Linked DNA regions of Mus musculus: region 2 is linked to region 1. Evidence: chromatin contacts called from ENCODE POLR2A ChIA-PET data. All regions are on one chromosome and are shown on one strand. The core of a region is the stretch at or near the end of the contact, and the rest is flanking DNA. Distances in the headings are between cores, read along the strand shown. Region 1 overlaps Eef2k (eukaryotic elongation factor-2 kinase). Region 2 holds the start of Polr3e (polymerase (RNA) III (DNA directed) polypeptide E).

The links. ChIA-PET counts read pairs that join two places held with the same protein, here RNA polymerase II (POLR2A).
Region 2: POLR2A ChIA-PET joins it to region 1 with 11 read pairs in Patski. The contact joins the promoter of Polr3e here to the enhancer-like site in region 1. POLR2A ChIA-PET finds 5 or more read pairs at or near these places in 3 of 5 experiments (Patski and embryonic stem cell).

The regions. Positions count from the first base shown.
Region 1 is chr7:120,863,406-120,866,687 of GRCm38, forward strand. All of the region lies in intron 2 of Eef2k (eukaryotic elongation factor-2 kinase), which reads left to right. The region is part of intron 2 of Gm15774 (a long non-coding RNA gene); the gene reads right to left. Among named protein-coding and RNA genes, the nearest start is that of Gm15774, 15 kb to the right of the region's middle. Within about 2 kb of position 1,791, at least 1 of the 3 ENCODE cell types and tissues checked has a DNase peak (open chromatin) inside an H3K27ac peak, as active enhancers do.
Region 2 is chr7:120,916,065-120,919,346 of GRCm38, forward strand. It overlaps Polr3e (polymerase (RNA) III (DNA directed) polypeptide E), which reads left to right and starts at 1,714. Exons shown (of 21, transcript NM_025298.4): 1 at 1,714-1,846. It overlaps n-TLaag4 (a tRNA gene), which reads left to right and starts at 1,453; the gene lies at 1,453-1,534.

The DNA of each region.
Region 1 (3,282 bases), core at 541-3,040:
GTGTTTTTTTTTCTTTAATTTATTTACTATTGGCATGGTAACCTGAGCTGTTGAACCAAAATGGCCATCTGGCCTTCCTTCAAGAAATAGGCCCTAGCAGGTACTGAGTGTGCAATGTGAAATGTCAGATTCTGTCAGTGCCCCTGTTCCCAAGGGATGGGGCAGAATCCCTCAGAAGGCCTCTCAGGAGATACCAGCTTTCCCTCAGAGGAGGTTTATCTGTGAGAGACTCGGCCCTAGCCCCAGGATTTAGTTATGTAAGTGTTTAGAGGGGGAGGGGCAGGAGTTCGAGATTGATTGATTAAGGAAGAGTTTCACTGCGAAAGATTGCTTTAGGGCAGGATCATATGGGTGACTTTTCTTTTCTACGCCTTGGACAGAGTTCTGCATTTTCTGGTTTGGTTGGTTTTAGTTCAGACAGTTTTTAATACGAAGCATCTATTCTTTGAGAATCTTATGTATTTCAAGAATTTTGATTTAATTTACTTCTGTTCCTCCTGCTATCCTCCCAAATCTATTTATTCCCCAACCTCCCCACACTGGTTTGGGCTTTTTTTGTGGAGGGGTGTGTGTGTGTGTGTGTGTGTGTGTGTGTGTGTGTGTGTGTATGTGTGTGTGTCTAGACAGGGTATCTCTGTGTGTCCCAGACAGTCCTAGAACTTGCTATGTAGACCAGACTGGCCTTGAACTCAGAAACTGACTGTGCCTCTGCCTCTAAATGCTGGGAGTAAAGGCACGACCCTTCGGCAATGTAAGAGAGGGTCTCTTGTAGTTCAGGGTGGCCTCCAAACTCTCCCTGACTGGCCTGGAGCTCTTGTACAGAATCCCTCCCTAGTGCTCGGACTATAAGTGTGTGCCACCACACTGGGCCCCCTTCTACATTTTCTTCTCCCCTCCCCCATTACACATTATATTTATTTTATTACTTTACATTTACATATTTATTCAATTACTGTGTATATATGCATATGTGTTTGTGCCCTGGCACTTGTGTGGAGATCAGAGGACAACTTTCTGCAGTGGGTCCTCTTCTTCCACCTTCAAGATCCAGGAATCCAGTGGGGTTGCCGTGTTTGTGTCACAAGTGTGACCTCACCCATTTAGCTGTCTCGCCAACACCAATTCAGTCCTTTTGAAAGGACTTTTTTTCTCAAAGTGCTAGGGATTGAAACTCAGAGACGGTTACATTCTAGGCCAGTGTACTACCATTAAACAGCAAGCCCAGCCCTTTGAGAAAAATGTCAGTGACTTTGTTCCTCCTTACTGCAAAAATAACACACACACACTTTAAATATATGCAAATATAGTCACAAAGTCTTTGTATATATATAAATGTAAGCAAATGTATTTTATGTATTGCAAATTCACACATGTAAACTTTTAGAATTTTTTTTATTTCACCTGTATGGGTGTGTTACCTGCATGTGTGTGTTACGTGCATGTGTGTGTGCATCACTGTTGTCCTTGGAGGCTAGAAGTGGGTGTGGGATTCCAAAGAACTGGAGTTTTGAGCCGACATGTATATACTGGGAATCAAACCTCAGTCTATTGCAAGAGCAGCCAGTGCTCTTAACTGCTAAGCTGTCTCTGTAGCCCTTATATATACAAACTTAAAAAATAAATGTTATGATCTAGATAATCTATGCATAATGTATATACAAAGTAAAACAACCTAAACTGTATCATTTAAACAAAAGTGAAAGTGTGCCTCCCCCCTCAGCCCAGGTCTGTGAGGGCGTATCTCACCCTGATTTTCTTCTCTTTGTTCCCATGGAGAATTATAAACAGGTTTCCACCCTGGAGGCCATCCTCCCATATCCCCTTGGGAGCTGACATGAACTCTAACTTCCGTAACTTGCCTGTGGTCTGGACAGGCTCTGCAGTACGTGCCTTACTCAGTACAATGTACACGGTGATCCCTATAGCCCAGACAGCTGGCCGTTTGCCAGATGGTAAATGGAAATGAAGTCACATGCCTGGGAGGTGGCGGGACTGTAGTCCCTCCCTAGAGATCCCCCTTTCGAGTCCTGCTGTTAATAACTGCAATTTGTATCTCTCTATATCTTGTGACTCATTTTTAATTGTATCTTTTTTTTTTTCAGTGTCTGTGATCCAGCCCAGAGCTTCATTTATTTGCTTATTGTCTTTAATAGCTGAATTTCATTTCCCTGGAGGACAGTGTTTTCTTGTTCATATGGCTTTGCCTGTGCAGAGAATGTACTTACTAGCAATAGAATGGCTTGGGCAGAATCTTGTTTTGTTTTTTGGTTTTTCGAGACAGGGTTTCTCTGTATATCCCTGGCTGTCCTGGAACTCACTTTGTAGACCAGGCTGGCCTCGAACTCAGAAATCCACCTGCCTCTGCCTCTCCGAGTGCTGGGATTAAAGGCATATGCTACCATGCCTGGCACCTTGGGCAGAATCTTAACTTTAAAAATTGTGTGGGGATGGCTGATTGCACCAGCAAACTGCTCCGCTGCACGAGTGGGCACACCTGCTGGCTACACCTTCTCATCCTCAATTGTATCCATGCTGTTAACGCACTGAGGGTGGTTCTAGCAGCTTGGGGGGAAAGATACAGTCACTCCAGAATGAGCTGGGTGAGCCAGAGTGTGCTGACTCACTGGGCAGAGATGTGTCCCTGCCTAAAGCCTGGGAGACTCCACCCTGGCAGCCTCAGGCCTCAGACCATGACCATAGAAAGTAAGCCTGGGTTTCCTGCTTCTGGAAAGCAGTCAGAAAACCAAGCTTAAGGGATTGGTCTGTGGCTGGATGGCTGGAGTGTTTTCCTAGTAAGCCGGAGGCCTGGGTTCAGTCTCTTGTATCTTAAAATAATAAAGAGACCAGAAAAGCTTTGGTCTCCTACAAGATGAAAGCCTGCTGGCCACTTGAAAAAGAGTCCTGCTGGCATAGGAAGGGGAGCTGGGGAGCTGGGGTCTGGCCACAGGAGGAGTTTAAGGAGATGGCAACCCTGCTGTGGGGACTCATATTTATCAAAGAGAGTGCTGAAAGGCTTTGCTGCAGTGTGCACAGCTATTTATTGTCAAGGGTACCCCTCCCTTCTTATTCTCTCTCTTTTTTTTTTTCTGAAAACTTTGTGAAAATATAAGCCGCATGCTGTTCAACTTAGCCATTTAAATGTACAATCCAGTGGCTTTCAGTATATTCAAAAAAATCACACGTCCATCTCCGTACCTAACTCTGTTGAAAGCTGTTCCTCTCAGGCATCAGCTGCATCTCTGGTCTAGCCAGCCCCTAGCCCTCAGGACCAATTTACTTTCT
Region 2 (3,282 bases), core at 464-2,963, 53 kb after region 1:
GATCCACCTGCCTCTGCCTCCCAAGTGCTGGTACTAAAGGAGTGTGCTTACCATCTCTTAGCCCATATTTTAAGACACAGTTTTAAAGTGTACATTACATTTATCACCTGTGTATCTTACTTAATTAATTAATTACTTAATTATCGTGTGAGTATGTGTGACAGAGAACAGCTTGTGGATGATTCTTTTTCTATCATGTGGGTCCCAGGGATTTTTACATGCTTTTACACGCTTAGCCATTTCGAAGGCCTTACTTGTGTAACTTTTAATAAAAATTATGTACACAAGAAAATAATTGGAAGCAAAATGCCATATTGGCCAGGTGCAAGGCTGTAATTCTGGTACTTAGGAAGTGCAGGCAGGAGGATCAGAAATTCAAACTCATCAATGCACGTAGTTCAAAGCCAGCCTGGGCATTGTGAACCTTAGTTTAAACAACAAATGAATATGTATGCATGTTCAAATGTAAATGCAGAAATGAGTTTAATTCTAGGTGGTGGAAATATGGGGTGTGTGTGACTATTTTTTTTTTCATCTTTTTCAGTGTTTTAAAATATCTAGGGCTGGTGAGATAGCTCGGTCAGAAGGTAGGTAAACACACTTGCCTCGAAGCCTGACAACCTAAGACGCCCCCACAGGGTGGAACAAAAGAACTTATTCATCAGGCAAGTTGTCCTCTGACCTCCACGGCCCGCCCCCGCCCGTTCCCCACTCCCAAACAAATAAATAAAGTAAACGTAAAAGTCTGTATGGGCATATTAACATGCAAAGATACTTAAAAATAAAGTCTGGTTAAAAACAAAAGCAAAACAGAAAATAAATCAAAAGTATAGTGAAAAACCAGCCAGCTGTATATCTCTATGTGTTACTGTGTTAATATTTATATACCAACCCATTCACAATATGAACAAAACTATTTTCTATGGAGATAAACATTGACAGCAAAAGAGCAGAAAGGATGTACAATCAGCCAATAATGCTGGGTACTAGGAAACTAGAGCAAGTCAAAGCTCGAAGAATCTTATTTTGAATATTACAAAGAATATATTTTATCTGCAAAGTTTTAAAATTGTTTGTGTACTAAAAATTTAAACACGTAAATTTTCAGATAGAACTCTGCAGACCTGGGGTTACAGTTCAGCTCTGAGAGCTTGGTGAAAGTTACTGACAGAACCAGACATCGAATTCGGGTTTTTGAGTGTCTGAGTGGCTTAACCTGACACCTTAACCAACTGACTCAGAACGCAAAATAAACTATCCTTTGCTTTAAAACTTATTTGGAACAAGCTTGCATCTAAATACTTTTATTTCAATAAGTGGCATGATGATAATATTGTTTATGGCAATTTCTATCGGCAGGAAATAAAATAAATAAATATAACTCCAAGAATCGAAAGAAAATATACGTGTCAATCCAATAAGTAGCTTCTTAGAAAACGACGTCAACAGCTGGGTAGTGTGGCCGAGCGGTCTAAGGCGCTGGATTAAGGCTCCAGTCTCTTCGGGGGCGTGGGTTCGAATCCCACCGCTGCCAAGGCAGGCTTTTTCTTTTGTCTCAGCGTCTTTCGCTCTAGGTTCCTTCTGCGAGCGCAGCGGCGACCCCTGCTGTCGATGTGCGCTCTCTGCACCACGAGCAGCTCGCCGAAGGGGCGGTCCCGCGCGCGCCGGGGCGGGGCATTGTGGGTAAGAGGAAGCGCGAGGGCCGGCCCCGCTCCCCCCACGTGTCCGGCGGAGTTTCTCCAGCAGGAACATGGCCGCTGCCTGATAGAAGACCCGGCCGCCGCCGTCTCTGCAGCCCGCGGGTCCCTGGGCCGTTCCGCCGCCCGCGCGCGGCCCCGGCGGAGAGGTGAGCCCCGACTCGGCAGCCTCGGGATCCGGGTCGCAGCCGTCGCACTCGCTCGGTGCTCCGGGCCGCGCTGCTGACTAGGCCAGACAGGCCCCCGCCGCTGCGTGCCGAGGGGCCGCGGCCTCCCGGGACCAGGGCAGGGCGCAAGGTGGCCGCCCGGCTTTCCAGGCCGCCCCGGGCCTGGGTCGCTCCGTTCGGCTGGACGGTGGGGAGACGACGGCGGTGCGGCCCGCGCTGACTCAGGCTTCGGCCGCGCTGCCCCGCCCGGGCCTGGCTCCCGAACCGCACCTGCGAGGGCACTGGTGCCCGGTGGCGTGGCGGCTTTCGGAAGAGTGGGAAGGGCGCCTGAGCACCGGCGACATGGAGAAAGCCACTGGACTCGGGGCCGCCTGCATGGGCAGGGGTCGTTGAACCTGGTCAACTCTGCTTAGCCCGAGCGGGCCCGGGACGCCTCATTCATTGATCTGTGTTTAAGCAGAGTGGCGACTGCTTCGTGGACCCGGGGACCTTCCAGTAACGGGGGATGGTGCACATACCGGGTCATCCTGGAATATTGTTTTAGAGTTCCTGGGTTTGGGAGCGAAAAGATAAGATCATACCTTTATCTGTGAAATGGGGATATGATTCCCGTGCTACGGTGTTTTAATGAGTGTAAGATGGGTGACACTCCTGCTTCTTTCATTTGTGGCTGTCTTGTTCGGTCTTATATTGGAAGAAAACATGTTGCCACGTAGCAACAGTCCTTCTAGGTTCGCCTTATCCCTTTGAAGCCGGTGTGTGGTTTAAAATAGGAAAGGACCCAGGGTTATGCAATTCACGTCGCTAATCAGCTGCTATATTGAAGAGGTAGGATTTGAACCTGTAAGGTTTTGCACGGCAGTCCAACCTCTTAACCACTACACCATACTGCCTTTTACCAAAGAGATGTGCAGCATGTTAGTTAAGAATAAAACCAAGGCTCTTGGCATCAGCTAGATTTGGATTTCTTTACCTGTTTTCTTGGGGGGCTGTGACCTTGGGTAAACCAATTCGAAGTTGGGCACTATAAATTTTGATTTGCACAGCTAATGAGAAGAGTATTATTTGGTACTATATTGATGCCTGGCATCATTAATATTTGGGAGAAAGAACTGTGATTTTTTTTTTTTAATTTTAAAAGTAATGATCCCATAACCACGACCAAGTATAATTATTATCTCCACTTAATGGTCCAGGAATGTGAAGCATAGAGAAGCCTTCGTAGAGTTTAAAGTCTAGTACAGAGGACAGCTAACACCTGACCAGCAAGCAGATCAGGAAGTTCCAGCTTAGGACCATTCAGGAAATAAGGAATTATGCTTGTAATGGAAGGGGCTGGAAGCGGCTGTTTCAGTTGAGTTGTCAGGGAACACGTCTAATCCTGGAAGGACTGGCAGTGGTTACATATAAGGAAAATG